Linked DNA regions of Homo sapiens: regions 1, 2 and 3 are each linked to region 4. Evidence: chromatin contacts called from ENCODE Hi-C or POLR2A ChIA-PET data. All regions are on one chromosome and are shown on one strand. Each heading gives the region's core, a stretch centred on a gene start or an enhancer-like site at or near the end of the contact. The rest is flanking DNA. Distances are from core to core; before and after follow the strand shown.

What was found. Hi-C counts contacts between places; a loop is a spot of excess contacts on that map. ChIA-PET counts read pairs that join two places held with the same protein, here RNA polymerase II (POLR2A). Pooled maps may share reads with other maps.
Region 1: a pooled map shows a loop between it and region 4 (4-fold over the local background). The contact joins two enhancer-like sites. A Hi-C loop is called at or near these places in 1 of 37 single-sample maps with no recorded cell type and 7 of 50 pooled maps. POLR2A ChIA-PET finds 5 or more read pairs at or near these places in 1 of 52 experiments (activated CD4-positive, alpha-beta T cell).
Region 2: a loop to region 4 is called in a map of A673, with 6 times the contacts of the local background. The contact joins two enhancer-like sites. A Hi-C loop is called at or near these places in 7 of 168 maps with a recorded cell type or tissue (A673, CD4-positive, alpha-beta T cell, CD4-positive, alpha-beta memory T cell and 3 more), 6 of 37 single-sample maps with no recorded cell type and 17 of 50 pooled maps. POLR2A ChIA-PET finds 5 or more read pairs at or near these places in 2 of 52 experiments (OCI-LY7 and activated T-cell).
Region 3: a pooled map shows a loop between it and region 4 (2.3-fold over the local background). The contact joins the promoter of CSRP2 here to the enhancer-like site in region 4. A Hi-C loop is called at or near these places in 1 of 50 pooled maps. POLR2A ChIA-PET finds 5 or more read pairs at or near these places in 3 of 52 experiments (PC-9, activated CD4-positive, alpha-beta T cell and common myeloid progenitor, CD34-positive).

What each region holds. Positions count from the first base shown.
Region 1 is chr12:76,180,866-76,187,462 of GRCh38, reverse strand. No RefSeq gene overlaps it. Among named protein-coding and RNA genes, the nearest start is that of LNCOG, 76 kb to the left of the region's middle. Within about 2 kb of position 3,965, at least 4 of the 41 ENCODE cell types and tissues checked have a DNase peak (open chromatin) inside an H3K27ac peak, as active enhancers do.
Region 2 is chr12:76,056,236-76,063,636 of GRCh38, reverse strand. NAP1L1 (nucleosome assembly protein 1 like 1) reads left to right here. Exons shown (of 15, transcript NM_004537.7): 5 at 3,358-3,499; 6 at 3,759-3,839. It also overlaps the pseudogene DENRP2. Among named protein-coding and RNA genes, the nearest start is that of NAP1L1, 25 kb to the left of the region's middle. RefSeq lists an enhancer at 7,385-7,401. Within about 2 kb of position 6,151, at least 2 of the 41 ENCODE cell types and tissues checked have a DNase peak (open chromatin) inside an H3K27ac peak, as active enhancers do.
Region 3 is chr12:76,877,666-76,884,949 of GRCh38, reverse strand. CSRP2 (cysteine and glycine rich protein 2) reads left to right here and starts at 5,931. Exons shown (of 6, transcript NM_001321.3): 1 at 5,931-6,012. It overlaps LOC124902971 (a long non-coding RNA gene), which reads right to left and starts at 6,591. Exons shown (of 2, transcript XR_007063380.1): 1 at 6,300-6,591; 2 at 3,485-5,062. RefSeq lists silencers at 5,662-5,711, 5,742-6,171.
Region 4 is chr12:76,454,257-76,461,203 of GRCh38, reverse strand. It overlaps OSBPL8 (oxysterol binding protein like 8), which reads left to right. Exons shown (of 24, transcript NM_020841.5): 3 at 1,309-1,345. Among named protein-coding and RNA genes, the nearest start is that of OSBPL8, 100 kb to the left of the region's middle. Within about 2 kb of position 5,348, at least 3 of the 41 ENCODE cell types and tissues checked have a DNase peak (open chromatin) inside an H3K27ac peak, as active enhancers do; they include PC-9, where a contact is called at or near this core.

The DNA of each region.
Region 1 (6,597 bases), core at 2,716-5,215, 270 kb after region 4:
CCCAGTCACAATCACAGGCACAATCATAGCTAACTGAGCCTCAATTTGCTGGGCTCAAGTGATCCTCAAACCTCAGCCTCCCAAGCCTGCCTAGTTTTTATATTTTTTGCAGAGATGGGGTCTTGCTGTGTTGCCCAGGCTGGCAACTGCCTTTCAGTGACAAAGCACTGGACTGAAGAACATGATATACAATGTTGATTTTCATAACAGTGCTTTTTTAATGACAAAAGAGGTTTGTGACAGTCATGGTTTAAAACTTTCTTTCTTTTATTTTTTAGCATACATAATGGTGATAGATGAGTGAAATTGTATCAGTATTACTCTTCCTTTATGGGATTGTGAGAATTTTCTGGAATAATTATTAAGAAACCATTTCCACTTGTGGCAAGTAAGAAATAGCAAGGAGCACCCCATGTCCTGAAGACTTCAAGGACAAGAATCAACCAAAGACCTGTAAATGTCTGTCCTTGGTCTGATGAGCTGTGGCTTGTGTCACCCATGTTATATACAAGGTGTAATGATAATGGAACAAGACTGGATTTCATCAACCAGAGTAGAAATCAGGGTTATTTAGTTGGTTTAGCAAAGATCTATTCAATTTATGGAGCCATCTCTCTGCTCAGCCTCAGGGCAGTGTCACAGTCAAAGAAATTTTTTAATAATTTACATTCTTTACTTGCATTTCCTGAATACTTTGAAGGAGATACCAAGACCACAAAGGGAGATATGAACATTGCCCATCGTCATCCTCCTCCCCTCTCCTGTACTTCCTCCCTCATTGCAGCAGCTACTGCTTCACATCTTATCAATTTCTAGGAAAACTCTTCTCTGAGGTAGTGTTTCTCTTCTCTTTCCCCTTATCTCCCTGTTCTCCATCAAAAAGATCTAAGATCTACCTTGGGGATGGGGCAGAAAGCCAAATAGAACAACTCAGAATTCTCTTTGGCACAAGAAGAAAGGGAATGACAGGGAACCTCCACACATTAATTCTTTTCCTTCTGACACACATGCAAATTAGTACTGTTTATTTCAAAATAGTGGCCTTGAGGGGCTCCAGCTTTTATACCAATACCTCAAACATCCTGGGATATTCACTTTTGAAACAGTCTCAGAAACGACTGTGACGAAAATCCATTGCATCCTTTTGTGGTCACATTTCACAGAGCATAGCTTCCCCCTGGCACCCCTGTGACTTTCAGGACTTACATCTTTAAGTGTCTCAGCCCTCCATTAATTTGTGCTGAAAGAACTGACAGGCGAGGGACTTCTCAGAAGGCATTGGGGCTACTGGTGACGGTCAATAATGCCCGAAGATCTCTGGCTGTGACATAGGTTGGTACAGGAGATGGATGAAAGAGGAAGGAAGAAAACAAACAAAAAAAACATACATAGAAGAATAAGACAATGGGAGTAAAGAGGGGAAGGCAAAAAAGAATGGCGGAAAGAATTTTAAAAAGAAATACCTGCTGAAAACAGAACAGTTTATGATGCAGATTCTTCAACCTCCTAATGTAGTTAAGCATTTTACTCTGGTTTATCACAGGTTCCCAGCCACCTGGTGAAAGGGACTAGTGAGAAGTGGGGGTGAAGAGAAGGTGGCAGGTAAGAGAGACTGCCCAGGGACACTAGCGTCGGGTTTTGTTATATACCAAGAAGTTGCCCTGTTGATTAAACTCTGCTCAAAGAGAGTTGGAATATGAAGCAAGATACTCAATCTATCAGTAAAGAAATCAACAAGTCTTTTCTTTCCAAAATTTTGATGTCACAAGCCATTATCTGCAGCAGGACATTTGATTATAATAGAATTAATTGTCATATCACAAATAGTGGATTAATGAATGAAAGATTGGACTAAGTGAGTGGAGGGGCCACTATTATCACTGAGAATACAGTTTGATTAATAGAAAGAAAGACTGGGAGCTAGGTACAGTGGCTCACACCTGTAATCCCAGCCCTTTGGGAGGCCGAGGTGGGCAGATCATCTGAGGTCAGGAGTTCAACACCAGCATGGCCAACATGGTGAAACCCCATCTCTACTAAAAATACAAAAATTAGCCAGGCGTGGTAGTGCACGCCTGTGGTCCCAGCTACTCGGGAGGCTGAGGCATGAGAATCGCTTGAACCCAGGAGGCAGAGGTTGCAGTGAGCTGAGATGGTGCTACTGCACTCCAGCCTGGGTGACAGAGTGAGACTCTCGTCTCAAAAGAAAGAAAGAAAGAAGAGAGAGAGAGAGAGAGAGAAAAGGAAGGGGGCAGAGGGGAGGGGAGGAGAGGGAAGGGAGACTGGGAAACAAAAAATCAGAAAGAAAAGACCACTTTAAAGAGAGAGATGGGTAGAAAAAATTGATTTAGAGAACTTAAAAAATACTTTGAAGACAATGTACGTAATGATATAAAAAGGAAAAAACATCAATTTTCTACCCCTTCTAAATGTTACTGATGGAATAGGCAAGAATCACTCCCACATGTGGCTACCACATGGACATTGGTGCGTGTGGGTGTGGGTGTTTTTAAACAATTGAAGTTACCTGAGGTAAGTACCTGGTATTATTTCACACTGGACATTTGCCTTCAGAGTATAAAACAAATTACATGGCTAGTGATGGACCCGGAAGTTACAACTGACTAATTTTCACCTTTAGTTCTAATATGATTTTTAAAACAAAAACATATAGTAAATTTGTATAAAATCTTGGAATTTTTTTCATCTTTTCTTTCTATAACTGACACCCAGGAGCAAGCTGGCGAATTAATTTGAAGTTTTGGCATCTTGTATATTATTATTTGATTTTCTTTTTTCTTTTTTTCTTTTATATTTTACTCAAAGATCCAGCAGAAATGAATATTATTTTAGTTTTTAAGGCAGCCTCTACTATTGCATCAGAGATACTGAAACCTCCAAGAAAAATTAAAAGATTGTTTCTTATGAACTAATAGATATGTCTTATTAATATTCTACTCAACATTTTAATGTATGAACTTTGTTTTTATAGACTAGTTCAAGACCAGAGTCTATTAGTAAAAACAGATTTTACAGAAAAGTGAAAAATGATAATCTATAAAGATCATTGGAAAAAATGTGCTCTCTGATAGGTGGTAACATGTGCTAGTGTTTCTTTTATTAATAAATTAGATATCTGAAGAGGAATACAAAAGATTGTCAAAGGCTCATGCACACATTAAAATATTTATCCCTGGCTTTCATTTCATAAGCTGAAAATGTCTAATTCATATAAAAATAAAATGTTAATACACCTATTATCATCTTGGCACCTTGGTACTTAGATTTGTTATGTTTATGTAGGCAAGGGTTCACAATCTTGACTGCACATTAGAATTATCTGGGGAATTTTTTAAATAAATTTTGATGCCCAAACAGAAGCCCAAACCAATGAATCAGAATCTCTCAAGGGTAAAAGATGGTATTTTCAAGGAACCTCAGGTGATTCCAAACACACCAGTGAGGTTGAGATCTACCAATTTTAGCAGTTCCTGATCAAGCCTCATTTTAATTACCATCTCTGTTAGAGTCATTTCCTCCTCTGCACTAAAAGAAGAGCACAAAGCAGATTGTATCATTGCAGCTTATGCCTGTGTTTCATTGTTTTTTTAATCTTCAGTACCTGATAGCTGCTCAAACATGAATGAATAAATGAACGTACTTATTTCCAACCAGGACCATGGAGAAAGGCTGCCACCATTTTAAAGACAGCAGATTCATTTAGAGCACATTGAGAGATGATCTGACTCATTTCGTTACATTACGCAGCTCTGAGTCACCTGGCACTTTCCCAGACAAAAAGTTTCAGAATCTGATGTTTCAGATCCTCATCCAATAGACATTTTTATCCCAGGAGCCAAGGCTGAGAATGCAGCTGACAGAATCAGTACAGGGCTTCTCTTAGGGAAGCGGTGGGAAGTCCCTGCTGCTCTGTGCTTATGTAACCATATGTTGTACAAGCATGACCCATAGAATGTGATCCAAACACTATATTTGTCTTGCTCCATCATTTTAAACTCTTATCAGTGGAGACAAACTTTTCTTGTTCATGGAGAGTCTTGGGCCACTCTCAGTGTTAGTCACTTTTAGTTGTAAAACAATCCTATTTTAGAAAGTTAATATAGTTGGTCTCACATAATAATAAAAAATCCAAACGTGAGATCAGGGCTAAACCATCACCTCTTCTCCAGCCTGGGCTTGTGTCGAAAGCCTGCATGTGGAAGGAGTTTGTGATCCTTCCGTTCTCTCTTTTCTCCCAGCTCACCTGTGCCACCTGTGATTTCTCTCTGGCTGGGGTCAAAATAGGGAGAGGGAGGAAAAGGAAGAAAATATGACACTGTTACTTGGCTGAACTTGGTAATGGTTGAAGTGGGAAACCTTGGATGAGAACAAGAGAGGGTAGCAGTTGATTCTTTTCTCATGGGAGATTTCATGGGTTCTTCAGAGTTTCTTGCTCTTCCCTTGACCTGGGCTGATCATGCTCTCCTTTGGGTGGTGCAAGGAAGGAAAAATGCTTTCTTCTACCTTTCTGGAATCTGTGACTGGTCCAAGAATTTAACTGAAATAAGACAGAATAACAGGCGAAAAAAAATTGAATTGTGTCTGCACACACAGGAGACCCACAAAAATATAAGACTCAAGGAAGGGGTCAGATGATTGAAACTCATATATTATCAGGAGCTACAGAGAGGAATAGGGGTTAGAATTTCTGGGTGGGAAGATGGGTGGAGACAAATTATGGGAAGAGGAGAGGAAATGTATGGTGAATAAAGGTTGTCGTGTGGTGCAGATAAGCGTCTCTCAGGTGAGAAAAGTTGTCTAGGAGTAGCTCTCTTTCTGGTACTGATATCTTTAGTAATAAAAGATATCTTTAGTAATAAAAATGTCTTTAGAAAATTCCTTTAGGCTGGGCGCGGTGGCTCACGCCTGTAATCCCAGCACTTTGGGAGGCTGAGGCAGGCAGGTCACTTGAGGTCAGGAGTTCAAGAACAGCCTGGCCAACATGAGGAAACCCTGTCTCCACTAAAAATACAAAAAGTAGCCAGGTGTGGTGGCACGCACCTGTAATCCCAGCTACTCGGGAGGCTGAGGCAGTAGAATCGCTTGAACCTGGGAGGTAGAGGTGGCAGTGAGCTGAGATCACGCCGGGGCAACAGAGTGAGACTGTCTCAAAAAATAAAATAAAATTCCTTTAAATGAGAAAACTTATGCTTTAGTTTAGGCAGCTGAGGGGAAAGTAAAGGGCTTTTCCTTTGTTGGCTCATTCTCAGTTGCCTTTAGTTCAAAATAATTAATATGCCAAAGTAGCATATTTTGGGGTAGCACTTTCTGAACTCTTTCAATGGCCATTTGTGACACTTTCTTCACCTCAAGATACATAGGCCCCTCCAGGCAGCCTAGTTGACAAAAAGAGCTCCTGACAAAGGCTCTCTTCTTTGGCCAAGCTTGAGTCAGGCTGCCTTGGGTCTTTTCTGACTAGGCCAGACCTTGGGTTTCCTTCTCTGTCTTTGTAGAATCCAGTTAGAGGAAGAATCCTGCTAAGTCAGGTTAGTGAAAATTCTCCACACTGGGTATCTGACCACCTTCAATATCTTACCCTGGCCTGCCTTAAGCAAGAATACTTTTTTTTCTTTTTCTTTTTTAAGACAGGGTCTCTCTATGTAGCCCAGGCTGGGATGCAGTGGCTATGCATAGGTGTAATCATGGCACAATACAGTCTTGAACTCCTGGCCTCAAGTGATCCTCAATCCTCAGCCTCCCAAATAGGTGGGACTATAGGTGGGAGCCACTGCACCCAGTATACCTTCAGCAAGAATTCTGTTGAGTCCATCTAGCAAGAATCTCCCTTAAACCTGATCTCTCCTCTTAGTCACTTTCCATCCACTGACTCCTATCCTGCTCCGTGGCTATAAATCCCCACTTGTCCTTGTTGGAATTAAAGTCAAGCCGAAGTCTGGGCTCAGTGGATCATGCTTGTAATCCCAGCACTTTAGGAGGCTAAGACAGGTGAATTGCTTGAGCCCAGGAGTTTGGAATCAGCCTGGGCAATATAGCCAAACCCCATCTCCACAAAAGTTAGCCAGGAGTGGTGGCATGCACCTGTAGTCCCAGCTACTCGGGAGGCTGAGGTGGGAGAATCACCTGAGCCCGGGGAGTTCGAGGCTTCAGTGAGTCATGATCTCCCTACTGTCCTCCAGCCTGGGCAACAGAACAAGACTGTCGAAAAGAAAGGAAAGGAAAAGAAAAGAAAAGAAAAGAAAATAGAAAAGAAAAAAGAAAAGAGAGGATAAGAAGGGAGAAAGGAAGGAAGGGAGAAAGAAAGAGAAAGGGAGAAAGAGAGAAAAAGAGAGAAAGAGAGGAAGGAAAGAAGGAAAGAATGAAGGAAGGAAGGAAAGAAGGAAGGAAGAGAAGAAGGAAGGAAGGAAAGGAAGAAGGAAGGAAGGAAAGAAGGAAGGAAGGAAGGGAAATCAAGTCCATTCTCTCTCCCCCACTACAAGACCCCATTTCTGTGGTCCCAATCCATGTCGCTATGGCCTCCCTTAAATACAGTCTTCCTTACCATCTTACCAAGCATCATGAATAATGTTTTAACACCCA
Region 2 (7,401 bases), core at 4,902-7,401, 400 kb after region 4:
TTGTAGAGATGGGGTTTTGCCATGTTGCCTGGGCTAGTCTCGAACTCCCGAGTTAAAGTGATTCACCTGCCTGGGCTCCCCAGAGTGCTGGGATTACAGGCATGAGCCACCACACTCGGCCTCAATGTTTGCTTCTTTATTATTAGTTGCATTTCTTAGAAGTTGTATTGTTTTTGGATTTATTGCTGCCATCTTTCTCTATTTTTTAATTTATTTTACTTTGGGTCTTTCTTCCTTCTTTTCTGCTTCCCATTGGATAGATCAAGTCGCCTTCTGGTTCCAAAGTTAATGGCATTGATTTTTGTTACTATGGTAGTGGCTTATAACCTAATATCTAAGTTTATTTACCCCTGTTGATTTCTTAAATTTACCAATATTTATATTGTTCATAAATGTGCTTTCTCTGGCCCTCTATTTTTCCCTTCAAGGAAAGAAATTTACCAAGATATTTGACCACACCCATACCTTAAATAGAATCTGCTGGATTTTTAAAAAATTTTCCTCAAAAGTTGCTTTTAGTAATATATAGTGAGTATCTGTGGCAAACCTGAAGCCTGGTATACCTGATATAATTTTTGTCCTGCTTTTATATCTGAATAATAGTTTGGTTATGAAATAGTAAATTCAGAGTTCTTAAAAACTACAATTTATTTTTTTCTTTATTTCAGTGTTTCTTTTAATGCCTGTTGTTAGTCTGATTCCTTTTTCTTTGTAGGTTATTCTTTCTCACTGGACACCTTTAGAATTTTCTTTTGTCTGTGATATTCATAAATCTCATTAACATGTCTAGGAAGCAGAGTAAGGATTTTTATATTGCTTTAATGCTGAGAAATGTATCATTCTCATATGTGAAGAGATCGTACCCCTTCTCTGTCAGCTATTGCTACTTTTGTCGTCCATATCTCAGAGCTTTTCTATTTTCCATCTGTCTTTCATGCTGCCTTCTGGTAGAACTTTTCAACATCATGGACTTTATCTTCAGTCGAATCTATCCTGTTTCTCTTATTTGTTGCCTATTTTAGTTATTGTATTTTTCATACTTAACATTCCCAGTCTGTTGTAGATTTCTTGGTCTTGTTGCATGTCAATCTTCCTCATCTCTAAGTATATTTACATTCTTGTTTAAATTCTCTAATTATGCTGCTTCAGATGATAATCATTTCATTCACTCTTTCATAGAAATTGTACCCTTGAAGTTTCTAGTTATTCTCTGAGCTCCAGCACATTAGGCAATACCAGTTACCCTAATAATGAATATTTGGGGAGAAATGAAGGTCTGTGACAAGGAGAAGGGCGCAGGGTGAGCCTAAGTAGTAGAGCACTAGTTGCCTTACACTGAAAGTTTGCTGCCAGTCCAGGCAATTTTTATGGTGTGCTTTGTAGGGTGGGGGACTAGTCTCCTTTGGTTGTCAATTCATCATTCCTAGATTGGATCAAATACATGTTTGAAGGCTTTGAACCGTGCAGCTTTCATCAACCCTCGCATTGGGCTCTTGTGAAGGGTGAAGATGACAGACAACGATTGTTGCAAGGCAGGAGCAGAACTTAAAAAGCTTTCTTGCGGAACTGCTATCTTCCAGTTTGTCCGCACTGCTACCTGCTGTGGCCATTCCCTCCCTAAGTTGTTGGTTACCCTGTACAGTTAAACACAACCTCCAGTCTTACCTGAAATTGCTTATGGTGTGTGTGTGCCTCAGTAGTTACTTCATTCTTGTTCTAAAGTTTCTGGGATTAGCTTTTTGGGGGAGCAAGAAAAGCCAGAAGCCCATGCCAGTTCACCACCTTGGCAGAATAGTGCTTTTCACTTAAAATTAACAGAAATAGAAAGTTGATATCTTCAAGTGTTTGTTTTTTATTTCTAATAATCTTAAGTAAACTGGTGGCTAAGTAAGTGAATTATTTGATTTACAAAAGTTTGTGGCAGGAAAGTTTAACCTGGATTTTGTATCTGTTGCACAGATTCCCTGAAGTTATTTAAATTTTAAGTGTGAACATTTATTGTTAGAGAGGTTTAATCATTCTTTAGGAGACTCATAACCTAGTGTGTATAACCTTTTAAAAATCAGTGCCCCCTGTTCACATTAGCAGACATGGAATCAACCTAAATGCCCATCAGTGACAGATCTGATACAGAAAATGTATACACCACGTAATACTTGCAGCCATACAAAGAACGAGATCATGTCTTTTGTGGGAACGTGGACGGAGCTAGAGGCTATTATCCTTAACAAACTAACACATGAACAGAGAACCAAATATCGTACATTCTTACTTACCAGTAGGAGCTAAATGATGAGAACTCATGAACACAAAGAAGGAAACAACAGACACTGGGGTTACTTGAGGGTGGAGTGTGGGAGGAGGGAGAGGAGCAGAAAATTAAGTATTGGGTACTGGGCTTAATACTTGGGTGATAAAATAATCTGTATAGCAAACCTTCACATACACCCCTAAACCTAAAATAAAATTTTAACAAAATAGTGCTTCACAGTTCATTGTATGGTGTATGAACTTTATCTCATCAAAGCTGTTATTTATTTTTGAGACAGGGTCTCATTCTGTCAGCCAGGCTGGAGTGCAGTGGTGGTGCAATCTTGCTCAATTCAGCCTCGACATCCCAGGCTCAGGTGATGCTCTCATCTTAGCCTTCCAAGTGGCTGGGACCACAGGCATGCACCACCACACCCAGCTAATTTTTGTATTTTTTGTAAGGACAGGGTTTTGTCATGTTGCCCAGGCTGGTCTTGAGTTTTTGGGCTAAAGGAATCCACCTGCCTCGGCTTCCCAAGGTGCTGGGACTACAGTTGTGAGCCATAGCACCTGGCCCTAAAGCTGTTATTTTAAAAATACATGTCTCCTCTTTATAGTATGTTACACTTGTATTTAATAATGTAATTACTAATTCCTAATTAAATATGGAGACTAAAAAAATAATGGTGTGTGGAATCTTGTCCTTTTTCCTGATATGTCTATGCTCCCCTCCTTTTTCCTAATAACTTGTATGGGTGAGATATATGTAAAAGAAAAATCCAAGTAATCATTGTTCTCAGAATTAAGATGGTCTGTCCATGACTTCAGCAATGACAAGTCCAACACTTAACTTGGGTAAAGATTTAGGGTTGACAATATGATTTACATTTTGTTTATCAATTTACCCAGTTACATTTCTACTTTTGAAATATAGCCAGTGGATCAATGTATTTATATCTATTTGATTTTTATTTACTTTGAATCTACCTTTTGCTTCAGATAAAAAACCTGTCATTCACTAACTCCAATGCTTCAGTTTCAGTATGACAAAAGAAGTGTGACTTCCATTTTACTCTGATGCTATATAACTGATTTCTAACCTTTCAGCCTGCCTAGGGTAGTTAAAAGACGAGTGAATGCTCTCAAAAACCTGCAAGTTAAATGTGCACAGATAGAAGCCAAATTCTATGAGGAAGTTCACGATCTTGAAAGGAAGTATGCTGTTCTCTATCAGCCTCTATTTGATAAGGTAATGCTTTCTCCTACTTTGTTTAATTTAACATTCTAGAAGACGAATTCTAGAAACATAAGCAGACTTGGAAGAGGTTAATCTTTAGAACTCTCATTGAAATTGTTATTAGAGGCAGCACTTGGAGGAACTATCAATAATAGCAGTTAAAGTTGTGGTATGCATTTGTTAAATTTGTAAGACTTCTTAGTGAGAAACCACTGGTTTTAGCTTGGATGCCAGTGTTTTTATACAGCCTTTTTTTTTTAAATCATTTTAGCGATTTGAAATTATTAATGCAATTTATGAACCTACGGAAGAAGAATGTGAATGGAAACCAGATGAAGAAGATGAGATTTCGGTTAGTACCAACTTTATTTTGGTATGTTTTTAAGATGATAAAATCTTAGGACTTGTCAGAAATGTTAGCATTTAATGATGGAGTACAATATTATATAACCAGTTGTATTTTTTCATTTTTTAATTTTACGTCTTTATTACACGTTTTTCTATTACTTTATTTTTAAAAAACAGTCATTCAAGATTGTAATTTGCATGGCAATAAGCAGCGGTTTCATGGGTTCTAAGTTTCTTAAGTGTCCACAGCAGTTTAAAACACCACAAGTCTTATTTCCAATTTGCAGCACCTGACTTAAAGTTCGAATTCATCTGATGGAGCATTAAAACTGTCATTTTCTCTTGTGAAAAGACATAATTGCTATTTCCAGGACTGTATATTGAACATGGTTGTACATTATTTTTAATTGGTTAGTAGAATTTTACTCATGTAATTTATATCCAGAATAAGAACCTCTAGCATCTCTGAATGGCCTTCCTCTCAGAACGATGATGATTAAATGTCTAAAATGTATCTGGGGTGCCCCCACTTGACATTACCAAACATGTTTCCAAATAATCTTAGAAAATATGATTCTTTAAACATATGCATACCACATCTTTAAACATAAACATACCACACAGTGCACCATCACTTCCTTAACCATTTTCCAATTGTTCACTTATAACATTTGCAATTTTTTATTATAAATCATATTGTGATGAATACTTTCATCCATAAGTTTTATTGCAAGGCTTATTGTTTCTTCTAATGTCTTCTAATTTCAAAGAAGTGGCTTACTGGTTCAAACAGTGCACATACGTGGTTTTAAGGCTTTTAGTATACTTTACCAAATAATCTCCAGAATAGCTCCAACAACTCCTACCAACAGTATGTTATTGTGCCCATAGGGTGGACTTGATAACAGCAAAGCAAATTCAACCACAGATATATTAGATTCTCACCCATCTCAAAACTATCACATCAGAGAAGCAAGGAGACATATTATTGGTGAGGAAGCCAAATTCAAATTCTTTTAAAAAATCACTCAGCTTTAGATCAGTAAAATAATCAACAAAAATGGTCACCGCAAAGTCTACCGGGTTTTTCAAAAAATAAAAAGAGAGAAAGAGAAAGGCCAGGCGCAGTGGCTCATGCCTGTAATCCCAGCACTTTGGGAGGCCTAGGTGGGCCAATCACTAGGTCAGGAGTTCGAGACCAGCCTGGCCAACATGGTGAAATCCCATCTCTACTAAAAATACAAAATATTAGCTGGGTGTGGAGGCGGGTGCCTCTAATCCCACCTACTCGGGAGGCTCAGGCAGGAGAATCACTTGAACTCGGGAAGTCGAGGTTGCAGTGAGCCGAGATCGCACCACTGCGCTCCAGCCCAGGCGACAGTGTGAGACTCCGTCTCAAAAAAAAAAAAAAAAAGTACCAAATAACCAAAATTTTTTATTTGACTAAATTCTGTTCATGTATGAGCATGACAGTCTCTCCTGTTTATTTGACTTTGGCAATAAAAAAATAAGCAGCCTTGTACAGAACAGGGAAAATGCCAAGAACGAAGGCAGTCTACAGTTTTACTGTAGAATACATATATATATATATATATATATATATATATGTAGGCCTCTCTCCCTTTGGCCATATCTACTGTCAGTTCAGGCCATTAACTACAGACAAATTTTCAAATTCACTTCTTCTCCAAGATCTTCGATGCTGTCATCATCTACTTCTGTCTGTTTTTCCTGAATGACCTCAATTATGTCATCTGTAAAGTCTCCTTGAATGATAATTTCATCCTCCTCTGTTACTGAGGCACCACAGGAGAATTTTTGAGCAAAAAATCTTTGTGTGATTTAAGATCAATTTCAAAAGTTACAAGGCCACAACCCTTGTCACATATTTCTTTGCTCTGGGAATTTTGGCTATAGTAACCTTTTGTGGTACCGTCTTTGTTTTTTTGTTTTATTTGACCCCTTCCACCTCTCTTCTGTTTTTTCTTCTCCTCTTCTTCCCCTGCTGTTCCTTGACCTTGACAGATTCCAGCTTCTTGTTTGGGTGAATTTTCCACAGTAAGTTTTGCATATTCATTTGGAAAATTCTTCTCTAATCATTGTCTACATTTAGCAACATCAGGCATATATTCACAGTACTCTATTGGTAATGAACAGACTCCACAATAAAGGACTCAAAGTAGGTAATCAGCATCTAACTTGGCTCTGTTCCTTGGGTCTCCTTTGCAGTCAGCCCTATTGGAATCGGAAACGTCAGCAGCCATTTCACAAACCCAGGCAGTTGCACAGGCCCCGCCAGCTCTGCTCCCGCCACTGTTGCCAGCTGAGCCGACAAATGCAACTCGTTTCCCCGGCCAGGGCCTCCCTAGAGCATCAGTTGTATTTTTATACCTAGGAAATATTTTTCCTTTTTGTAAGAATGATAATGCAGATGAACTGTTATTCAACCTGGCACCACCATCTGTACTCAAAAAGTCATTATTTCCTTACATTTTATAGTTTTTTTGTTTAAGAGACAGGGACTTGCTGTGTTGCCCAGGCTGGAGTACACTGGCATGATCTTGGCTCACTGCAGCTCATTCCTGGGCCCAAGCTATTCTCCCACCTCAGCCTCCCAAGTTGCTAGGACTATCTGAAGCTACTATGCCCAGCTTAATCTACTTTTTTTTGTAGAGGCAGAGTCTTCTTGCCTAGGCTGGTCTTAGACTCCTGGCTTCAAGCAATCTTCGCACCTCAGCCTCCCAAACTGTTGGGATTATGGGCTTGAACCACTGAGCCACTGTGCCCAGCCTATTTTTATAGTTTTTTTGAGTCTCTGTTGCCCAGGCTGGAGTGCAGTCTCGGCTTATTGCAACCTCCACCTCCTGGGTTCAAGCAATTCTTCTGCCTCCTTCTCCCAGTAACTGGATAACAGGCGTGCGCCACCATGCCTGACTAATTTTTTGTACTTTTAGTAAAGATGGGGTTTCGCCATGTTGGCCAGGCTGGTCTCCAACTCCTGACCTTAAATGATCCACCCACCTCACTTCCCAAAGTGCTGGGATTACAAGCGTGAGCCACTGCGCCTGGCTTACAGTTTTTAGTTTGTAGATTCATTATATTCTTTTTTTTTTTTTAACTTCATGGTAGGCTGAGGATTGTTGCCATTTTCAAGTGAAGACATGGAGGCTTCTAAGTGACTTGCCCACAATGAATAATGGCAGAGCTGTGACACACATTCAGTGCTGTGTTAAGTGTTCCACCTCTCTAGCATTGCTATTTTATGTTGTTTGGTAAAGAGAATATAATGTTTTGATTAAGAACACCATGGGGTGAGGCAATGGACCAAATTAGTATTTCTGTTGCTTTTCTTGTTTATTATGCTTAAGTCTTCATTTTTAATTAGTTTTTACATTTTTTTTTTACTAAAATGGTTTTTCCTACACATCTTGGTCACCTTAGTGGTTCTCTTTGGAGGGGTGTGGTAGCAGTAATTTTGATGGGATTAAGGTTTGTTATGGGCAACGGCGGTGTTTACACAGATAGACTAGAACTTTGAAGGTAATATCTGGTGACTGTGCTTTTTG
Region 3 (7,284 bases), core at 4,682-7,181, 420 kb before region 4:
TACACTTAATTTTTAATTCCTGAATAAATGGATGGATGAGTATACATTCATTCATTCATTCATTCGTTTATTTATTTATTTTGAGACAGAGTCTTGCTCTGTTGCCTAGGCTGGAGTGCAGTGGCAGGATCTCGGCTCAGCACAACCTCTGCCTCTCAGATTCAAGCAATTCTCCTGCCTCAGCCTTTTGAATAGCTGGGACTACAGGTGCGCACCACCAGGCCCGGCTAATTTTTGTATTTTTAATAGAGATGGGGTTTCACCATGTTGGCCAGGCTGCTCTCAAACTCCTGACCTTATGTGATCCACCTGCCTCGGCCTCCCAAAGTGCCAGGATTACAGGCGTGAGCCACTGTGCCCAGCCTACATTTATTTTTATGTAATCTTTAGCAAGGATTTTGGAATCTATGTAAAAGTTAGAAAGTAAACACATATATATATATTTATAAAATGGTATATCTTATCACAAGTGAGATAATAAAAAACATTGTTTAACGCATCCTCTGTTGCTCACATTACAGTTTTTTAGGGGAGAAACTAAGCTTTCTAGTGGTGGTAGCTTTCAAAATTTCTTTCCATTTCTCATCAGAACAGTAGCTAGAGACAGAAGTTAACATTTGTGAGAAATTTCAGAAGTGTCATCCTTCTAAAATATTTCATTCTGTGCATGTATACACAATCATATGTTTACTCAATGTTGTCCAATTACTAAGAGGTCAAGTAGGGTAAGGACTGAAAAATAGCAGTTGGGGGTTTGGCAATTAGGAACTCTCCAATGACCACAGTGAGAGTCTCAGTATCTCTAACGAGGTTGCAGTCAAAGTGTCAGCCAGGGCTGGAGTCATTTCAAAGCTTGACAGTACTGTACTGTAATATCTCCTTCCAAGCTCACTCATATTTTTGTTGGCAGAAGGCTTTAGCTCCTCTGGGACTGTTGGCCACAGGCCACTGTTCTTAACTGCTTGAGTGTCCTCCTGACATGGCAGCTGGCTTTCCCCATAGCAGTGATGAAACACACACACACACACACACACATGTTGGCAGGATGTTGGAGATGGGGGAGGATGGATAAAAGAAAAGGGTGGGGGAAGAATGAGGAAAAAGTTGTCACAAAGCGTTTTTTGACTTAGTCTCAAAATCATGCACTTCATTCTATTTTCTAGAAGCAAGGCACTAAATCTAGCCCGCACCCAAGGGTAAGGGCATGAATTAAATTCTACCTGTTGAAGGGGGGAGTAACAAAGAATCCATGGACATGATTTTAAGCCATCACAATCTGTTGGGAGTCCTAACTGCAAGTAACAGAAAATCCATCTCAAAATGGATTAAACAGCAATGGGGACTCATTGGCTCCCATAATGAAAAAGCCCTGCAGGTAGGTAAACTTGGTGAATACTTGTTCAGAGCTCTGTTTTCTCTGTCCTCTTGTCTGTGTCAAGTCATCCGTGGCCAGGTTCCTAGCAAAAATGACTGCAACCACTCTAAGGCCTCCTCCATGCACATAGCACATTCCAGAATAGGCTAGCTTGGCTCTGACTCCGCACCCCAGCAGAGTTCTGAGATTCACTCTAATTGGATGGGCTTAGGTCACGTGCTTACCATCCCCAAGCCGGGGCCTCAAATGCCTTGACTGGATCCAGTGCTCCACCCTGAAACAGGACCATGAACTCACATGCCTGAAACCACACAGAGAGGAATGGATGCTACAGAGGCAATCACAAATACCTACTACACGACTCAGGGATATTTATGTCAGCTTTTAAAAATACGGGGTGAGCAGAATTTTTGTCATTTGAAAGGAAAGAAAGCAATAGAGCCTGAAATTGAACAGCAAGGGAGTACAATCACGTGCCACATGAAGATTTTCAATCAACAACAGATCACAAATATGAGGGTGGTCCTGTAACACTACAATACTGTGTTTTTGCTGTACCTTTTCTATATTTAGATATGTTTAGATACACAAATACTATTGTGTTGCCATTGCCTGTGGTGTTCTGTACAGTCACATGCTGTACAGGTTTGTAGCCCATGAGCAATAGGCTATACCTTAGGCCATATGGTGTAGGTTTGTGTAAGTATACTCTACAATGTTGGCATAATGGTAAAATTGTCTCATGATGCATTCCTTAGAACCTGTTCCCATCACTAAGTGGCACATGACTGTATAACTAAAAAATGCCAAAGAAATGGATCAAAAGCCTAGGCAGAGTGGACACTGTTGGTAGGGAGTGGGAGAACCATTTGCTCCTCCAAGATCAGGGACAGCAAGTACAAACATAGGAGAAAACATGGAAGCTTCGAGGCAAAGTGGAGGAAGGTTGAGGAAATGTTGGTGACTGGCTGTGAATGTGAATGAAGGAGAAGAAGGTGATGTCACCAGCTGAAAAAGAGGGAGAAAAGTGAGATAAAGGAATTAAGGGGTTAAGATAAGATGGATAGAATATGCTGTCTGGGAAGTTAATGGTGTCTTTCTTACTAGTAGAACTAGAAAAACTCTGCTATAATATGAAAGCAGAAGCAGAGCTCAAAAAGATAGAAAGCTCTGGTTGAAAAGAAGAAATAAATAACATCATAATAGAAGATAATAGCACTGAATGAAAATAATGCCTACTGGAGAAAGAGAGTTAGGAAATGAAGCAAGTATAAGAAAGTAGGAGTTTATAGCAGGTTAAAAAAAGCAACTATGACAAATATCAAGAATAAGATACTCTAATCTACCTTCCAACATTTAAGCATATATCACTTACATTATTCTTTTCTCTGTCAGATAATAAATCACAGAGTATTAGGGTTAAGTATGAGTAATTTTTAATTCCCACAACTGCTGCTAAATCTTAGCTAAGAAATAAGGTAGAAAAACTGCTTCTTTTTGTGTTATTAAATGTGTAGGTTAGCAAAGTGCAAATTGTTTCCCTTTTTTTCATACTAAAATCATTATAATAAGACATTCCTCTTCACTATAGCTTTCTTGCCTTCTGGGAAGAAAGCCTTGCCCTAAAATAAAGAGGCTTTGTGTTTAAATTCACATTCATCTGATTCAGAGTTTTGTTAAGAAAAAGGGGCATGAAATAAAAATAATAAAAATATTTTTAAAATCTACGTTTGAAGCACAAGGTCATGACAAAAGGCAACAACCTTGGTTCAACTTGCCTTAGGACAGTGACCTTGAGAGAGGGCTTTGATTTGAAATTGGTTGATGAATTCCAGAGAATAGAGTTGTTACAAGTATAATACACATTTTGAGTGGGAAAAAGAAATAGCCTGCTGGACACATTTAACCTTTGATTCTGCCTATTACAAGGTTGAAGGGGTCAAACAGACTAGGACCATGTGGACTTAAGGGTTTATCCTTCTCCTTGAGGACACATTTTTCCCACTATCCTTCTGCAGGCGCGCAGATGCTTCCTACTGAAGACTCTTAATTGTTTTGGAAAACACTCCATACCTTCTTAATAGCAAGCCCTCAAGAAGGCAACATGAGTACTTAGCAAAGCACAATTTTATTTCTTTCTTGAGAGGCAAAAAGGACATCAAGATATCTTTGCTTAACATAACAACCATCAATTATTCAGTATTTACCATGTGCCAGGTGCTATGTTTGGCATTTTACATACATCACCCAATTTAATCCTCATAACAACACTACAAGATGTGTAGAATTATCTTTTTACAGATAAAGAAACAGATGCATAGAGGTCAAGTACTTAGCCCAAGCTTACAAAACTGATAGGTGGCAGAGCTGTATGTTGAAATCATGTGTGTTTGATTCCAAAGCCCATACTCTTTCTTTTGCACCACTCTGTCTAAAAACTCTTAAATAATTTCTTCATGTTCATAACTAAAAGAGTCAACAGTTTAAATAGATGTTTAAAGAAAATAAATATTTTTTAAATGTTGATAAATACAAATACAGATTTGTTCAAAATCACACGTTGTATATCATCTGCAGACTCAGTGTGAAGTACACGGAGACAAACACATACAGGGACAGACAGCAGAAACACTTTTAGGTCAGAAACAAGCCCAATTTCTTTTTTGTTTTGTTTTGTTTTTTTGAGACGGAGTCTCCCTCTGTCACTCAGGCTGGAGTGCATTGACGTGATCTCCACTCACTGCAACCTCCACCTCTCAGGTTCAAGTGATTCTCCTGCCTCAGCCTCCAAGTAGCTGGGATTACAGACATGTGCCACCACGCCCGGCCAACAAGCCCAATTTCAAATGATAAGACATGGCTATGGAATTTAGGGACAACATGAGCTTGACGGAAAGCAAACAGCTCAGGTTTGGGAGGCCCCTTCCACAAAGAGGCATTGAGAAGAACTCAGGGTAGGAGAGAAAGGGCAGTGGTTTGCTGCAGTGAGACTCACTGATACAGTTTCATTCAGTAGAAGCACTAGGCAAACTTATACAAGAAAAAATAAACATTGTAAGCAGCTGAGCTAAAGCGAATGTAGAATCTGAGGGACTGAATTTTCCTGTTGGCCCGTGAGTCAAGTCACTTACACTAGCTGATATCACTGAAATAAGGATTGCCCATATTTAGAAAAGCTCACAGCAGGCAAGAATGCTTTCCAGACTCCTGCCACAGTATCAGGAGATGTCAATCACCACTATGTGTTTTTGGACAGTACTTGGTGGACAGAGAACAAGGCAGCTATAATGAGTTTATCCTGGATTGGCCCCAGCATATAAAATAAAACAATAATAATATTATAAGTCGGTTCTGTACGTTGTCATGCGGATATGTGCTCCCTGCCCTCTCCCCAAGAGGGCATTTGGCAATGTCCAGAGACTTTTTGATTGTCACAACGTCGGGGGCAGGTTGCAACTGGCATCTAGTGGGTGGAGGCCTCCTACAATGCACAGGACAGCCCCCTACAATAAAGAATTATCCAGCCCAAGATGTCAATGGTGTGGAGGATGAGAAACTCTGGACCAGAGGAGGCAATAGCATTTATGGCATGAGGGGGTTTTGGTCACTGACTTTTTTGAACTCCCCACTCCGCAAGTATCAGTTCTCCGGGATCATTGCTTCTGGCAGGAGAGGTCATGAGGAGGCCTAGAATATGAACCAGATAGAGATTGCATTGTTTATTTTCCTTTTCATCTAAAACAATAAATCATCCTGTAGCTTAGGCATTAGGTCCCTTCGGATGTCACGGTATCCTTGTGCTTTTCTGACATCAACACATATAAATACAGGGCCTGTGGCGCCCGGGGTTTCTGCCTGGGTTTAGGTTTCTTCCCCCTCAGCATCGCGTGCTGTGCCCTGGTGGAGGGGAAGAGCGAAACACTTTGGGAATGGGGCGTTTTCGTAACGTCATTTATTTAGTCTAGATGAATTTTGCTCTTTAAGAATAAGAAGTTGTGGATTCCCAGAAGCTGGAAATCGGACGAGAGAATATGCGTTAACTAGGGAAGTTAATCACGTTGAGTTTACTGACAAGGACAAGGCAAGGGGGAGGTGGCGGAAAGCCCCGTTTGGCTGACTTTCTACTGCTGGAGCCTCCCGGCCCATGACTGTCTCCGCGAAGAGGGGGATCGGCGCTCGCGGTGGACAGGTCCGACGCAGGGCGGCGGGGGCCACTTTCCAGCGGGACCGTCCCGCCGCCGGGCCTCCCTGGAGGGGAAGGAAGTCCCTCTCCAAGTCCCAGTGGCTTTTGGAACTGCCGGGTCCCTTTGGGAGGGAGCGGTCCCGGGACGTGGGAAGATGCCGGGCGGGCGGGAAGCTGCAGGAAGAGGCGGGCCTCCTGCCTTTTGTCTCCTGGTGGCTAGCCCGGAGCGGGCAGAGGGCAGCCCGCCCGCTACACGCCCCAGCCCGGCAAGCGGCTCCGGGAATCCGGCGGGCGGGGCTGGGAGGAGGGCGGGGCGGACACAGGCCGCGCCCACCGAGCGCTCTTTAAAAGGCACCGGCGCGCGCTTCGCCTGGGATCTCGGACTCCCTGGACCCTCCCTCCAGCCCAGCCTCGCTAGCTCCGCCTGCGGTACGTGCTCCCGCCTCCGACTCAAGTGAGTAGGGGCGGTGGGGCGGTTCCGCGGCGCCGCCAACCCCGGGGCGGGAGTTGCAGGGGGTTTCCACCGCCTCCCGGGGTCGTGCTGTCGCCCGGCCGGCGCGCCCCGGTCTCCTCCGACATCCCCATCCCGGTCCGCATTTGTGCCCCTGCCAGCCTTCTCATCCCTGCGCCCCAGATTTTCTCTCTCTTATCCCCCAAACACACCTGCCCTTGTCCCCGAGGCCGTCCAGGCCATGCCCTGGGATCCCAGGCCCGCGGGGCAGGTAAATAATCTTATATGACCTTTAATTTCTCCATACTGGTTTCTCTGGGAGAGAGGCGGGTTGTGAGTTTCGCGTTTCTGCTAATCCGCCTCTTAGCAGCCGTCGGTCCCCTCGTCCAGCGGCAGGCTCTCTCTGGGGTGGGGGTCGGAGTCTCAGGGCCCCCTCTGCCCGGAGTGTGGTGAGCACCGAGGGCGACCTTACTGGGTTCTGTCCCCTAGGGGTGGAATGGGGCTTCTACATCCCCCCGAGCCCAGGGTACTGCTCCTGCCGCCGTACCGGGCTCCTGGCATCCCCATTGTTTGGTGGTGTCTGCCCACCCAGCACCGAACCCCTCTATGTTGAAGGAACAGCAGGGAATGTCAATCACTTACTCCTAGCTTTTTCCAGAACTTTCTACGATTCAGGTACAAAGAAGAATGCAAGAATGCTTGGTTGTGAAATTATGCGACAGGTCCTGCGAATCACATTCTGGGTTCTCCAGAGCCAGATTCAGGAGCTCCACGTAGGCACCCCCTGGGGGCGGGGGCGGGCTTTCTAAACCGGCGGATCCCTTTCCCCCTTCTAAGCCAGGACATTTGTTAAACGATTTTTACTTAAATGGCTACCCAAAATGTTTAACCTGTTTTATTTGCAGTCTGCAAACCAAGCACATTTTCCCTTTATAAATGCTTTTCGGTACAGAATTTTTTTTGGGGGGTGGGGGGGTGGGGCGGGGGCAGTTAGTAATTTTTTAACCCGGGCAGCGAAAATCGTCGTATTTAGTTCTTGACTTTTCCAATTAACCTGTTTTAAAACTCTCCTCATAAAATGCCAAGAATTCAAATAGGACAGCCACAAAGTTGGCTGTACTTTGACTCACGTTTTTCAAGAAAGAATTGGGTGATAGATTTTGAAAGGGAGAATCTAACATAGTTTCAGAACTGCATGCCAAGCTACAAAGAATGTTGTGAAGTACTAAGTGGTCTCCCCCAGTACTCCTGGGGTCATCGCTCTCGTCCATTGTC
Region 4 (6,947 bases), core at 4,099-6,598:
ATTAGAAGTGATTTAGGGCCTGGTGTGGTGGCTTACATCAGTAATTCCAGCATTTTGGGAGGCAGAGGCTGGAGGATTGCTTCAGCCCAGGAGAATATAACTTTGCCAACTTTAGTTTGTTTGTAAAACCAGAAGAATGAGATTAAATGGGAAACTGCACAAACATGAATAGAGCAAATGCCTTCAAGGCATTAGAAGATCATTTCAAGTATTGTAAAAAGCCATCACTTAGGGAAGGAATAGGTCCAAGATTTTATTCAAGGAGGTGACAAAAGCCCAAAGCAAACAACTGCTAACTTGTTTTGTCACAGCCAATTAAGATCCTCAGGTCTCTTTAAGACCAACAAATAATGTAATTATTGGGAACTTTTTGTTTCTGTTACTGCATTTGTTTTGGTATGTTACTGCATTTGGTATTTAAAATGAAGGAGAGCTGAGAACTCTGTTTCTACCAGAACCAAAGCACTTGTCCATGGGCAACATTTAGAGTAATTTATGTTAAAATAGTTACTAAACAAAAGGTCAGCAGACTTTTTCCTGTTTCTTTTAGTTGATTGCAAGTTCTTCATTCAAGGGTTGGGTCTTCTGACTTCCCAAAGACCATTAGCTCCAAATACTATGCTTGATTTTTAGTGGGCCCTAAGAAAAGTTTGTCTGACTTAGTAAAACTTCTTTCTAATTAATGTTTCTCTTTTTTTTTTTTTTTTTGCCAATTGAGAAAGAATTTGTTCTACTTTGTTGATGCCTCTGTAGATGCTCTTCACACAATGCTTGGCATGTAACAAGCACTCAATAAATGTTCCTTACTCTTTTGTAGAAGAAACATACTAAATCTCTTTGTAGTGTTACGTGCTTTCATGGCATGCAGAACTAATCTTTAATAGTGCATGGGTGTTATATAGTTTTAAACCACCTTAAATTTAAGGAATGCATAACTTGGCTGTCTCTTAAATTTCTATGTAATTTTTACCTTTACTAACATATCTTGAATTGTAATTGAAAGTAATTTTTGACTTAATTTTCAAAACAAAATACTTAGGTGATCCATTTTTCTCTTACCACCTTCATTTTCTAAAGATAAAACAAATATTTGATACTGCTTAATCCAATATCTTTTTTTGTGTGTGGAAAAGGAAGTTTCTTGTAAATTATTACGGTTATTACTATTGATGTGCATGTGCTTTCTACTTATAAACTAATGCTATTTTCCTTGTCCTTTTGTTTCACTGCTGTTTCCGTCCTGATGCATTTTGCTTCTTCCTGATTTGGACTGTATTTGTTTGCTGCTCAATTACCCTGCCTTAAAAGCTTCTTGGTGATAGCAAAGATGTCCTTGGGCCATCAAGTAAGTAGCTGAAGCTTGAACGGCATGTTTGGGGACATGATAATATTTTGATGTGTGATTATTATGAAAGGCAAATGGTGTTTCAATTTTGAATTATTAAGTGTTCTACTTTTCTTTCCAGGAATTGAAATATAAAGTAAAGAATATAAATGGTCATTTAGTACCCAGTGCCCCATCTGTTCTCATTGTCCATCTGAGATTCATAGGCAGTGTTTGTATATTTACATCTTACCTAAGATGCATTATTTACTTAATTATCTAACTCATAATTTGGGACCTCTTCTTCATAGTATTTCTTTCTACAGTTATCACATGGCATAGATCTAGCACAAGGATTTCACTGCCATATGAAAGGGAGAAACACTTTTATTTTGTCAGAATTTTTACATAATAATTTGATTACGAAAATTGTTTTATACTTTGGGTATTTTATAAGTGAAACATGTTTTACCTTAGGAATTTAGAAGATGTATCCTTGAAAATTATATCCAATTCACCTCAACACATTTTACTGAGAGTTTTTTGGGGCAGGGAGTGGCAGCCACTGCCAACTTTTGGAGGTACATAATGAATAAAACATGATTCCTGCCCCTAAAAATTTTTATAGTCTAGCTAGGGAGTAAGAGGGGCAATTTTTATATTAAAAATCATAGAATTGCTGAGGTGAAAGGAACTTCAGAAATTATCTAATGAAGCATTAATTTTATAGAGGAGAGCCTGAAGTTAAGATAGCACAAATATCCGAGAAGTTAGAATTGGTTACTAGTCCAGTGTGTCTTCCTTCTACTGTTATTCAAAGATAGAAGGAAACTGTTTGCTGCATTCAAGTGTAACTAAACAGTTAAAATTTTACTGCATCATAGATGAAGATTTTTAACTTCATTGATGAATAATATAGAAAATTATATTGATTTAGGAAGTTTTATTATTGATTCCTAAACAATTATCTGATTATTGCAAGTCAGTTTACTGTTCTGGGACTCATATTTCATTGACCTAGGAAAGGAACTGAATGAGAAAATGGTAAAGGTTTCTTCTAACTATAAACTTTTTTAGTCTAGATCAGTTGCTGTTTATCTCTAACTGGTTATAGTATGTATGTAATTTTTTTTCTAAAAAGAGAGGATTTAAAGTAATATGCTAAATCCTTTTTTTTTTTAATTCTTATTTTTTAGAGACAGGGGACTCACTCTGTCACCCAGGCTGGAGTACAGTAGCACGACCATAACTCATGCAACCTTGAACTTCTGGGCTCAAGGGATCTTCCTGCCACCTGAGTAGCTAGGACTCCAGGCTTGTGCCACCACACCCAATTAATTTTTGAAATTTTTTGTAAAGATGTGGTCTCACTATGTTGCCCAGGCTGGTCTTGAACTCCTGGTCTCAAGTGATCCTCCTGCCTTGGCCTCCCAGAGTGTTGGGATTACAGGTGTGAGCCACCGTGCCTAGCCCTTTTTTCATTCTTAAATGCAATAACTCAAAATATTTTATAAATATTATTTATTATACAATCATCATTAGGAGGTAGAAATCTTAAAAATAGAAAAAAGAACACAAATCTCAAAATGTTGTTTTTGATTTTCTTGAGACAGGGTTTTACTCTGACACCCAGGCTGGAGTGCAGTGGCACAATCACAGCTTACTGCAGCCACAACTTCTCCTAGACTCAAGCGATCTTCCCACCTCAGCCTCCTGAGTAGCTGGGACTACAAGCGTGTGCCCAGCTAAATTTTTTTTATTTTTATTTTTTGTAGACACAGGGTTTTCCTACATTGCCGAGGCTGGTCTTAAACTCCTGGACTCAAGCGATCCGATCCTCCTGCCTTGGCTTCCCAAAATGCTGACATTGCAGGTGTGAGCCACTGCACCAAGCTTCAAAATATTTTTATGTTTTGTTGTTCAGCCTTGTGATACTTACTTGGCATTTAATTTCAATGGATTCTTCAGTTTCTTTAATTACCTCATATATTTAGACATGGACTCAGGTGAACTGAATGGCACTGCTGAGCTTTATAAATAGAATAGCATTTTAAATATTAACTGAAATATTTTATCTTAGGAACTGGGTTTTTACAAATGGAGATCTTTTTTACTTCGAATAGAAGAAATTTACTTAAGGTTATATATTTCAAGCATATATATAAATAAAAATATACAACATAATATTAGAGATGACTTTATCATGTACTCTGCCAAGTATTAAAAGGCTGGGTCTGTATAATCATTTGTTAGAGACCATATATCTTTTAAAGTGAAGTACAGTTGACCCTTGAACAAGACAACTTTTAACTACACGAGTCCACTTCTATGTGTATTTTTAAAAATAAATATATTGGAAAATTTTTCTGAGGTTTGTGACAATTTAAAACTCACAGATGAACTGTACCTTAGAAACATAGAAAAAATAAAGGAAAGGTTAGGTATATCATGAATGCATAAAATATATGTAGGTACTAGTTTATTTTCTTACTACTTTAAAATATACACAAATCTATTACATAAGTAAAAATTTATCAAAACTTTTCACACACACCGTACACGTTGCCATTCCCAGTTGAGAAAAATGTAAACAAACATAAAGATACAATATTAAATCGTAACTACATAACATTAACTAGTACATACCGTACTACTGTAATAATTTTCTAACCACTTCCTGTTATTACTATGAGCTCAGGTGTTGCGAATATCTGCTTAAAATGCTGTGTGATGCTAATCATCTCTGTATGAAGTTATTTGCTCCAGTAAATTGCATATTGCTTTAAAAAGTCATTTCTCATCATTCTTGCCTATTTTCATCATGTTTCGTGCAATATTGTAAACCTTGAATAACGCTATGGGACCCATGTGAAGTACCACTGTTGATGCTTCGGTTGCTCCCAAGAAGCAGACAAAGGCCATGACATTACAAGAAAAAGTTTAATTGCTTAATATTTAGCTCTAGATTGAGGTCTGCAGCTGTGGTTGCTGCTATTTCAAACTGATGATTCATCTTGTAAACAGATGGCATAAACTTATGGTATCAATAAATATGGTATAGTACTGTAATTGTATTTTCTCTTATGATTTTCTTAATAACATTTTCTTTAGCTTATGTATATATTGTATTACATAATACAATATGTAATACATACAACATATACAATATGTGTTGACTCTTCGTATTATGTATAAGGCTTCCAGTCAACAGCAAACAGTAGGCTATTAGTACTTAAGTTTTTGGAGGGTCAAAAGTTAAATGCACTTTTTTTTTTTGACACGGAGTCTTGCTCTGTCACCTAGTGCAAGGACACAACCTGGGCTGCCTCAGCCTCCTGAGTAGCTGGGATTACAGGCGTGCACCACCATGCCCAGCCAATTTTGTATTTTTAGTAGAGATGGGGTTTCACCGTGTTGGCCAGGCTAGTCTCAAACTCCTGACCTCAAATAATCTGCCTGCCTCCCAAAGTGCTGGGATTACAGGTGTGAGCTACCACTCCCAGTCCCTAAATACACATTTTTGACTGCTTAAACGTCAGCTGTAATTTCTTGGTACTTGATTAGTATCATGTACTATAGAATGAAAAAAGTACGTGATCTATACTGACATTTAAATTATTGGAGTATTTAAGAAATGTATACCTTAGAAGAAAAGGAGATATAGGATTTACATACAGATTATTATTTATGACTTTAAAAAATTACTTCATCTTATTTTAGCTTCCACTTAGATTAAAGGCAAACTTTGAAACTTGTAAAATTCTTCAAATTTTATATTGATGAGTTGAATTCAGAAGGTAAAAATGTTTTTGATTCATGTTCTCCTTAGATGCAGCAGATATGTTAATTATATTAACTATTTCAGTGTGATTTCTACTAAAGATGAGTAATGTGAGTAGCAAAGCAGGTTGCTTTACTTCCACTTGAAGTAGAAACAGCAGAGGGCACTGTAATGTTATCTTTGGTAGGTGAGACGGTGAAACTGCACTGGAGTCACACAGTGATTCATTTGCCAAATATCTATTCAGTCATTTAGAGAGTATTTAGTGAGTATCAGTTATATGCCAAGGGATACAGAAAAAAAGTCACTGTCCCTCTTAAACTTATGTTTGAATAGTCTACTATTATGTAACTGATGTAGGAAATCATAATGATTTTTATATTCCCTAGCCTCTTTTGTCTGTATAGTTGTTAATGCTTGTGAATGGGGTGAGGGAAAATAAATAGAAACATGGGCTTTCTGGTTTTTTTGGTAAAGAGGTGCACTCTGTATACTGCTGTTTCTGCATATTCTTGTTACTTCACGGCTATCAAAATCATGTAGTAATACTTCCATCGAAAATGGATTAGAAAGGGTGAATAGAGCTAACTTTACAGTTCAGGCTGTTTTAAAGTTATTCAAGACATGGACACCTATGTTTTACTGACAGAATGCTAAAACCTACATTAATTCTGCTAGTGGTTCTTATAAAGTATTTTAAATTAGCATTAAATGTTCTGTCTGATACATACAAAAGAATATGTGTCATATGTAAATGAGAGCATAATTATACAATGAGCCCTTATTGAGCTATCACTCAGCTTAAGAACTAGAATCTTCCATGTACCTTAGGTCTTTCTGCTGCTTTTTTTTTTTTTAGATAGAGTCTCGCTCTGTCGCCCAGACTGGAGTGCAGTGGTGCAATCTCGGCTCACTGCAAGCTCCGCCTCCCGGGTTCACGCCATTCTCTTGCCTCAGCCTCCGAAGTAGCTGGGACTACAGGTGCCCACCAACACGCCCAGCTAATTTTTTTTTTTTTTGTATTTTTTAGTGGAGACGAGGTTTCACCGTGTTAGCCAGGATGGTCTCAATCTCCTGACCTCGTGATCCACCAGCCTCGGCCTCCCAGAGTGCTGGGATTACAGGCTTGAGCCACCGCGCCCGGCCTCTGCTGCTTTTTTATCCCTGAGCCTGCCCCAAGAGGGCATGACTAGGTTGTATTTTTTTCTTTTTATTATTCTTTGCTTTTTAAAAAGTCTTTTTTTTATTGTTTTTTACTCATGTATGTATCACTAGATTTTGCTTGGTTTTCAATTTTAAAAGAATGGTGTCATGGTTTATATAATTTTCTAGGACTTGCTGTTTGTAGTTACCTTTTTTTTTTTTTTTTAATTTTTTAAAGAGACAGGGTCTTGCTCTGTTGCCCACACTAGGGTGCATTGGTGTTATCACAGCTTACTGCAGCTTTGAACACCTGGGCTCAAGTGATGCTCCCACCTCAGCCTCCCTAGTAGCTGGGACTACAGATGCCTGCTATGCTAGGATTACAGTGTGAGCTACCACGCCCAGCTAACTTTTTTTAATTTTTATTTCTTTTAGAGATAGGTCTTGCTATGTTGTCTAGGCTGGTCTTGAACTCCTGGCCTCAAGCAATCCTCCCACCTCAGCCTCCTGAGTAGCTGGGATTATAGATGCAAGCCGTTGTGCCTGGCTGTAATTAACATTTTACTTTTAATATTCAATCATGTCGTTTGTTATAGAACTAGATCATTCCTTTTTAGTGCTATATACTATTTCATTATATGGATATGCCAGAATTTATTAAAATTCATTTTTCAATTGATGAATATGTTGTTTGGTTTT